Linked DNA regions of Homo sapiens: region 1 is linked to region 2. Evidence: read pairs that join two places in POLR2A ChIA-PET (ENCODE). Cell type or tissue: IMR-90. All regions are shown on one strand. Links, peaks and the distances in the headings refer to the core of each region. The heading gives the core; the rest is flanking DNA.

The links. Peaks named below come from ENCODE experiments on the same cell type or tissue, not always from the same donor. Only the 100,000 strongest peaks of a DNase experiment are listed, where the experiment ranks them.
Region 1: POLR2A ChIA-PET joins it to region 2 with 8 read pairs; 2 of 35 experiments call an interaction of 5 or more read pairs at or near these places.

What each region holds. Positions count from the first base shown.
Region 1 is chr1:6,274,259-6,278,639 of GRCh38, forward strand. The region is part of intron 8 of ACOT7 (acyl-CoA thioesterase 7); the gene reads right to left. Among named protein-coding and RNA genes, the nearest start is that of GPR153, 15 kb to the left of the region's middle. RefSeq lists an enhancer at 746-1,336. In IMR-90, for the core only: no CTCF peak of the experiment used is centred there; a DNase peak (open chromatin) is centred at 2,353; H3K27ac peaks cover 391 bases.
Region 2 is chr1:6,363,193-6,367,573 of GRCh38, forward strand. The region is part of intron 1 of ACOT7 (acyl-CoA thioesterase 7); the gene reads right to left. Among named protein-coding and RNA genes, the nearest start is that of ACOT7, 28 kb to the right of the region's middle. RefSeq lists an enhancer at 1,355-1,854. In IMR-90, for the core only: no CTCF peak of the experiment used is centred there; no DNase peak of the experiment used is centred there.

The sequences.
Region 1 (4,381 bases), core at 93-4,092, 89 kb before region 2:
GGCTCAAGACAGCCACAGCCAAGAGGCATCTCCAGCCTGCTCTGTCTGCAGCCCCCACATCAGTGCGTCACAAAGCTGTGGCCCTCAGCACTGCATGGCAGACAACTTCCAGAAGGCTGCAGAGGGCCTTTCAGCTGACTTAAGCCCTGGGGCCCATCCCGCCCCTCCAGCTGAACAGCAGGTCAAACAGTGCCCTCCTTCCGGACGCTCCAGCCCATGCCACGCTGTCCTCTCGGCTGGCGCGGGGCTTACCCGGCCCCTGCACTCATGCAGGTGAACCAGCTGAGGCCAGGAGAAGGAGGTCATAGGGCAGCAGCAGAAGCGAGGTGGGCACCATGTTCCAGAGCCTTCTGAAAGTTGTGTGGGTCTGTGCTGAGGCCACGCCTCACATAAGGCCCCAGCAGAGGCAAAAGAATCAAACTGGAGTGGAAAACTTTCCACTAAAATGTGCCCCAACCCCCACACTCCACAGTGGCCTGTGGAGGTTCAGTCACCTGCCCAGCACTGGTCCTGAGATCATCTGGGGCTGAAGCAAAGGCCCTGGGCTGAGCGCGGTGTGGGTGGGCGGCGCAGTGCAGGTGGGCAGCGCGTTGGGACTCCCAGGGTTTAGGTTCTTGCACAGAAGGGTTCTCAGGCAGGGCTCCTCCCAGGACCCCACAGTAGGGCCTGGCTGGGAGAAAGCACAGTGGCATCGATGACAGCAGTGAGCGGCCCCCTTTCCCAGTCAGTGAAGTCACAGATGGGCCTGCTGGCCGTGCGACCCCTGGCGAGTGACTCCCTGCCTGGTGCCCGCCTCCTGTCTGGGGATGGGAAGCATCTGTGAGCAGACACACCAGCTCGCAGAGGGGTTGGCGTTCCCTGAAGCCTCCGGCTTCAATGACCTGTACCCAGGCACCACCCAAGAGGAAGCCTCCCCTGCCCCTCCAGTCCCTTGCCCACCCAGGAGACAGGCAGCAGCCTCTGCATCCAGCTGCCCTGGCTTCCTAACCAGAAAACAAACCTGCTGAGAATGGCCCCCGGCCTGGTAGGGCTCCCTCAACCTGAAGGAGCCCAAGGGTCTCAGGGCCTCTTCTAGGTCGGGGCACGTCAGAGCGGACAAAGCTCAACAGGGTGCGTTTTCCCTGAGTTCTTGGAACTCCCCTGGCTATGCATGAGGCAGCTCTGAAAGGCAAGGTAAAGATGGCCACAGCTAGGCCAGGCGCGGTAGCTCACGCCTGTAATCCTAGCACTTTGGGAGGCCGAGGCAGGTGGATCACGAGACCAGCCTGGCCAACATGGTGAAACCCCATTTCTACTAAAAATACAAAAATTAATAAGGAATGGTGGCATGCGCCTGTAATCCCAGCTACTCGGGAGGCTGAGGCAGGAGAATCGTTTGAACCCGGGAGGCAGCGGTTGCAGTGAGCCGAGATCCAGCCATTGCACTCCAGGTTGGGCGACAGAGTGAGGCTCCGTCTCAAAAAAAAAAAAAAAAAAAAAAAAAGATGGCCGCACCTGCCTTCATTACTGCCTCCCACTTCCATCCAGAAAACATTTCGGTGGCTAAAGACTGAAGCTCGGAGTCCTGGGCTGGCCACCTCGGGAGATGTGTGTTCATGAGCACCAGAGAGACCCTCTGGGATGGGCTCCCTCCAGTTTGGAAGCCTGCTTTGCAAAGACCCTGCCCTGCATAATGTGGTTGCACAGTTGGAGCCTCGGCTAATCTGGGGACACATCCCCTCCCCAGTGTGCCCAGGAAGCAGTGGGGTCACGGCGCTCACTCAGCCCTGACAGCCATGGAACAGGCTACAGGCTTCTCCCTGGTCAGGGGCCTCAGCGAGCCCCTCACCCCGCCCTGTCTACACCTCCTCCTCAGGCCCAGGCTGGGACCCACAAGTTCTCAGCCCCAACTCCCTGGGCCTGTAGAGGCTACAATGCCCACGCCTGCAAGAATCAGAGGCAAGTACAGCCCCCACCTGAGGTGCCAGGGACGTCCTCCGCTTCAGCAGACACACGGCTCTGACCCTCCTGCAGGCTGAAAAGCCTTCCCACATCTGTCTGCTGCCGCCTGCGTCCTGCTGTCCCTCCCCACAAGCCACTTCTCCAGCCCCCTTCGGCCCAAGGTCAGAGGGCACTGCCACGGGGAGGCCTGCCTCTACGCGCTGAGTTGGCCTCTTCTAATACGAGACCGAGACCGGGAAGTGCTGGCAGCTGCCCGGAGCGGGTGCGGCAGCCCCCAGCATAAAATATTCATGGAGACGCAACTCCAAGCAGAGAGGCTGCATCCGTGTCAGCCAGGCCCTGGGGAAGGGAGCTAAAAATAGACAGGAGGCTGAAGAAAGCTGACGTGGGGATGAGGGAGGCGACTGGGAGTAGGAGGAGGGGCCGCCAGGGCACATCTGGAGGGACGGAACGCACATGCAGGTTCACCGCACGGAGCACACACGTGCTCCCAGCCCAGAACTCGTGCTCATGTGGGCAGTCCCCAAGTGAGAGCTGAAAATCCCTCTCCGGGCAGCCTGCCCCGCCAGTGGCTATTTCTATCAACATCAACATTGACATCCATGGGCCCCAGGACACCTCAGTGAAGAATCAAAGACCATCTTTAATGAGTGAGAAATAACAGCGTAGATCAACATGACGCGGCCACACCCAGGGGATGGGCTGCCATTCCCTCCATTCAAGCTGGCGCCCTTCCCTGCCCCTCTGCAGCCCCTTCCCCCAGGGCTGGCCCTCCTCCTGCACTCTGACCACCCCCCCCCAGGGTATGGAGTTCTGGAAGGGGCGGCCCCAGGACTGCTCCCCAGCTGGCTCTGGGAAGGTCACAGGCGCGGCCCCAAAAGCCTCCGTGACCGCAGGCTGCTATCCACACAAGGGTGGACCCCCTCAGGTTGGACTCTATAGGGAGTGGGGAACGTGAGGCACAGAGGTCCCCTCCCTGAGAGCCCATGGATCGCTGGCCCCTCGTGGTCACTGCACTGGTCTCCCTGAACCAGCTGAGTGCTGGGGTAGGTGCAGTGGTCCTGACCCCACAACCAGTGTGCACAGCCCAGCTGGGGGCAGCCGGGAGAGGGAACCGTCATTGGTGGGCAAACACCAACCACGCCTGCAGCCGCTGCCAACCTGGGAGGATGCCCCCCACTATCAGCTTTGAAGGGCTGCTATTGGGAGATGCCCCAGGGCACCCCATCAACCTGCACTGAAGCCTGTTCAAAGCACAGGTCACCCAGATCCTCCTCTACTTTACGCCCATATGCGTGAGCCCCATAGACTCCCACCAGCCCTCTCTCCCCAGCCCTGCCCCGTCCTAGCCGGGTGGCCTCGGGTGTGTCACTGTCCCCAAGCTCCCCCGTTACAGACAGTGGCTCTGCGCCTTTGGCCCTCGCCGTTCCCTTCACCTGAATGGTCCCCACAAGACAGCTCCTGCCCTTCCTCCCTGACTCCAGGCCTCCGCTGAGGCTTTCCTTGGGAAGGAACATATTTAAAATTGTACCTGTCCCCCGGCACACTCCGATCCCCTCATTCCCTGCTGTCTTCTTCGTGACCCTGGACACCATTCAACTTCCTCTATCTTCACTGTTTGTTTACTCCTCCCTCTGAGAGGGTGTGAGGCCCCAGGGAGAGCAGGTGAACAGCAGCAGATGATGAAGGCCCCCCATCTTCACCCACCCCACATGGTGGGCACCGTGTCCATCACCACCGTACAGATGAGGAAACCGAGGCACATAGAAAGTGCGTGCCTAAGGCCACACAGCTAGTAAGTTTAGAGCTCTGGCTGACCCGGGCAGCCAGGCGCCTGCTCCTGGATATGTGAGCCTGACAGTCCACGCAGCGTCTGCAGTGGCGGGGGGTGGTTGGGAGGGGGTCTGGGGTGGCGGAGGCGACGCTTCTCTAGAGCGGTTGTGGGTGCCCTTCTAAGGAAAAAACGTCTGAGAAGTGCTGTAGCTCCAGGAGGCTCTGGGGAGGGTGGTCCAGATGGGAGCAGCAGGTGCACAGGCGCCGGGCAGGAGTGAGCTTGCTGCACCCACACCCAGGGCATGGAGGAGCCACCGTGCATTTCGGTGGGAGAGGGAGCAACTCGGATTTTGATGACCAGTTTCCTGGGCTGCAGGGAAGGGTCACATTGAGAGCACCAGGAACAGAGGAAGGAGCAGCTGAGGACTGAGCAGGGGCCCCATGGGGACGGGGCAGTAAGAGCTGTTCGGGAGAGGAGTGGAGCGGCACTGGGTGGGCGTGGGCATGGGGGGAGTAGGGAGGAGCCAGCTGGGTTCCCAGACTTCCAGAGCAGCACAGAGGCGGAGAGGGATTTTTTTGCGGGTGTGATAATGAGTTCCATTCAGGACAAACTGTATTTGTGATGCTTTTGGGAACCCTGTTGAGGGGCAGCACTGGCCAAGTCAAT
Region 2 (4,381 bases), core at 268-4,267:
AGTGCGAGCCTTCTGTTATGCCCGGACAGGGCCACCAGAGGGCTCCTTGGTCTAGCGGTAACGCCAGCGTCTGGGAAGACGCCCGTTGCCAGGCAGACCGTGGTTCCAGCAGTAGCGTCAGTGCCAAAGAAAAACACCCGCCACTTAGCAGACCAGGAAAGGGAGTCTCCCTTTCCCCCGGGGAGTTTAGAGAAGACTACTCCTCCACCTCTTGTGGAGGGCCTGACATCAGTCAGGCCTGCCCGCAGTTATCCGGAGGCCTGTCTCCCTGTGATGCTGTGCTTCAGTGGTCACGCTCCTAGTCCACTTTCATGTTCCATCCTGCACACCTGGCTCTGCCTTTTAGATAACAGTAGCAAATTAGTGAAAGTACTAAAAGTCCCTGATATGCAGAAATAATGGCGTAAGCTGTCTCTCTCTCTCTCCCTCTCTCTCTGCCTTGGCTGCCAGGCAGGGAAGGGCCCCCTGTCCAGTGCACATGTGACCCACGTGACCTTACCTATCATTGGAGATGATTCACACTCTTTACCCCTCCCCTTTTGCCTTGTATCCAATAAATAACAGCACAGCCAGGCATTCGGGGACACTACCGGTCTCTGCATCTTGGTGGTAGTTGTCCCCCGGGCCCAGCTGTCTTTTATCTCTTTGTCTTGTGTCTTTATTTCTACAATCTCTCATCTCCCCACATGGGGAGAAAAGCCACCGACCCTGTGGGTTTTCTGTGGTCCCAGCTACTCAGGGGGTCCCAGCTGCACCTGTGGTCCCAGCTACTCAGGGGGCTGAGGTGGTAGGATCACTTGAGCTGGGAGGTCAAGGCTGCAGTGGGCCAAGATTGAATTCCAGCCTGGATGACAGAGCGAGACCTTGTCTCAAAAAAGGCTAGATGCAGTGACTCACACCTGTAATCCCACCACTTTGGGAGGCTGAGGCAGGAGGATCACTTGAGCCCAGGAATTCCAGGCCGGCCTGGGCAACAAGACGAGACTCCACCTCTAGAAAAAAAGAAAAGATATTCAACATCATTAGACATTAGGAAAATACAAAAGTAACATCTAAAAGCAATTATCGGCGAGGTGTGGTGGCTCACACCTGTAATCCCAGCACTTTGGGAGGCCAAGGCAGGTGGATCACCTGAGGTCGGGCGTTCAAGACCAGCCTGACCAACATGGAAAAACCCCATCTCTACTAAAAATACAAAATTAGCTGGGCGTGATGGTGCATGCATGTAATCCCAGCTACTCGGGAGGCTGAGGCAGGAGAATCCCTTGAAGCCGGGAGGCAGAAGTTGCAGTGAGCCAAGATCATGCCATTGCACTCCAGCCAGGGTGACAGAGCAAGAGACTCTGTCTCAAAAAAAAAAAAAAGCCCAGCATTTGGCCTGGCGCAGTGGCTCACGCCTGTAATCCCAGCACTTTGGGAGGCCGAGGTGGGCAGATCACGAGGTCAAGAAATCGAGACTATCCTGGCCAACATGGTGAAACCTCATCCCTACTAAAAATACAAAAATTAGTTGGGCGTGGTTGCGCTCACCTGTAGTCCCAGCTACTCGGGAGGCTGAGGCAGGAGAATCACTTGAACCCGGGAGGCGGAGGTTGCAGTGAGCCAAGATCACGCCACTGCACTCCGGCCTGGGGACAGAGCGAGACTCCATCTCAAAAAAAAAAAAAAAAAAAAAAAAAAATTAGCCAGGCATGGTGGTGGGAGCCTGTAATCCCAGGTACTCAGGAGGCTGAGGAAGCAGAATCGCTTAAACCCGGGAGGCAGAGGTTGCAGTGAGCTGAGATCGCCCCACTGCACTCCAGCCTGAGCAACAAGAGTGAGACTCCGTCTCAAAAAAAAAAAGGAAAGGAATGAATAACTGATACATGCAACCATGTGGATGAATCTCCAAGTAATCGTGCTGAGCAAGGGAGGCTGGACAAAAAGAGAACTGTGCAAGTCCATGTTTATAAACTTGGAGGAAACACAAACTATAGTGACAGAAAGCAGATCAGAGGTTGCCTGGGGGCAGGGAGGGACCAGAGAAGCAGAGGGCCTCAGCAGGGTGACAGGTCTGTTCACAGTCTCGGTCTTGATTGTGGTGAAGGCTTCACAGGCTCACACAGGCATACCTCAGAGATATTACGGGTTTGGTTCCAGATCACCGCAACAAAGCACACATTGCACTTTATAATAAGTCACATGATTTTTTTGGTTTCCCAGTGCACGTAAAAGTTACACTGTAGTCTATTAAGTGTATAATAGCATTATGCCTTAAAAAAAAGTATATACCTTCATTTAAAAACACTTTATTGCAATCGGGCATGGTGGCTCACACCTGTAATCCCAGCACTTTGGGAGGCCAAGGTGGGTGGATCACAAGGTCAGGAGATCGAGACCATCCTGGCTAACACGGTGAAACCCCATCTCTACTAAAAAACAAAAAATTAGCCCGGCATGGTAGTGGGCGCCTGTAGTCCCAGCTACTCGGGAGGCTGAGGCAGAAGAATGGCGTAAACCCGGGAGGCGGAGCTTGCAGTGAGCCGAGATCGCACCACTGCACTCCAGCCTGGGCAACAGAGCAAGACCCCATCTCAAAAAAAAAAAAAAAATTTATTGCTAAAAAATGCTAACAATCATCTGAGCCTTCAGTGAGTGGTATTCTTTTTGCTGGCAGAGTCTTGCCTCGATGTTGATGGCTGCAGACTGATTCATATTGTTTTGGGGTTTATTTTTTTTTTTTGAGACAGTCTCATTCTATAGCCCAGGCTGGAATGCAGTGGCACGATCTTGGCTCACTGCAACCTCTGCCTCCCGGGTTCAAGTGGTTCTCCTACCTCAGCCTCCCAAGTAGCTAGGATTACAGGCACGCGTCACCACGCCCAGCTAATTTTTTGTATTTTTAGTAGAGACAGGGTCTCACTATGTTGGCCATGCTGGTCTTGAACTCCTGACCTCAGGTGATCCGCCCACCTCAGCCTCCCAAAGTGCTGGGATTACCGCCCGGCCTGCAGACTGATTAGGATGGCGACTGCTGAAGGCTGGGATGGCTGTGGCAGTTCCTTAAAATAAGACAACAATGACATTGACCACATCAATTGACCCTTCTTTCCACAAAATATTTCTCTGGGCCAGGCACGGTGGCTCATGTCTGTAATCCCAGCACTTTGGGACCCCGAGGTGGGAGAATCGCTTGTGCCCAGGAGTTCCAGACCAGCCTGGGCAATATAAGGAGATGCTGTCTCTAAAAATAAAAATTAAAAAATTAGCTACTCATGGTGGCACTTGCCTGTGGTCCCAGTTACTTGAGAGGCTAAGGGTGGGAGGATCCCTTCAGCTCAAGAGGTCAAAGCTGCAGTGAGCTGTGATTGCACCACTGCACTCCAGCCCGGGTGACAGAGTGGGAGCCTATCTCAAATAAAAAAAAAAAAAAAGATTTCTCTGTAGCATGCAATGTTTGATAGCATTTTACCCACAGTAGAACTTACTTTTTTTTTTTTTTGAGACAGAGTCTCACTCTGTCAGCCAGGCTGGAGTACAGTGGCATGATCTCGGCTCACTGCAACCTCCGTCTCCCGAGTTCAAGTGATTCCCCTGGCTCAGCCTCCTGAGTAGCTGGGACTACAGGTGTGCACCACCACACCAGGCTAATTTTTTGTATTTTAGTAGAGATGGGGAGAACATGTCAGCCAAGATGGTCTCGATCTCCTAGACCAGCCCAGTAGAACTTTCAAAAGTGGAGTCAGGCCGGGCGCGGTGGCTCATGCCTGTAATCCCAGCACTTTGGGAGGCCGAGGCAGGCGGATCACGAGGTCAGGAGATGGAGACCATGATGGCTAACATGGTGAAACCCCTTCTCTACTAAAAATATAAAAAAATTAGCTGGGCATGGTGGCAGGCACCTGTAGTCCCAGCTACTCGGGAGGCTGAGGCAAGAGAATTGCGTGAACCCAGAAGGCAGAGCTTGCAGTGAGCTGAGATCGCACCACTGCACTCCAGCCTGGGCGACAGAGCGAGACTCCATTTCAAAAAAAAAAAAAAAAGTGGAGTCAGTCCTCTTAAAACCTATGTTGTTTTATCAACTAAGTTTATGGAATATTCTAAATCCTTTTGTTATGGGATCTTTGGGGTATCCCTTTTCTGGCCAGAAACCTCTGTGTCTTGTGGCACCTTTGCCTAAGTTTTGCTGGGGCCCACTGGGCTTATTCCACCCACTCAGCCTGGCAGGCTGCGCTTGGCTCATGCTACCAGCCTGGAGCTCCCATGCCTGCCAAGGACAAGCCTGGTGTGGAGCAGCGAGCAGTGTGTGAGTGAGCATGGAGTACGGCCACTGCACAGTCAGACATGCCAGCTGCTGCTGCAGGGCAGGCAGCTCCAGATGCTGGCACAGGTGCTGGTTCTC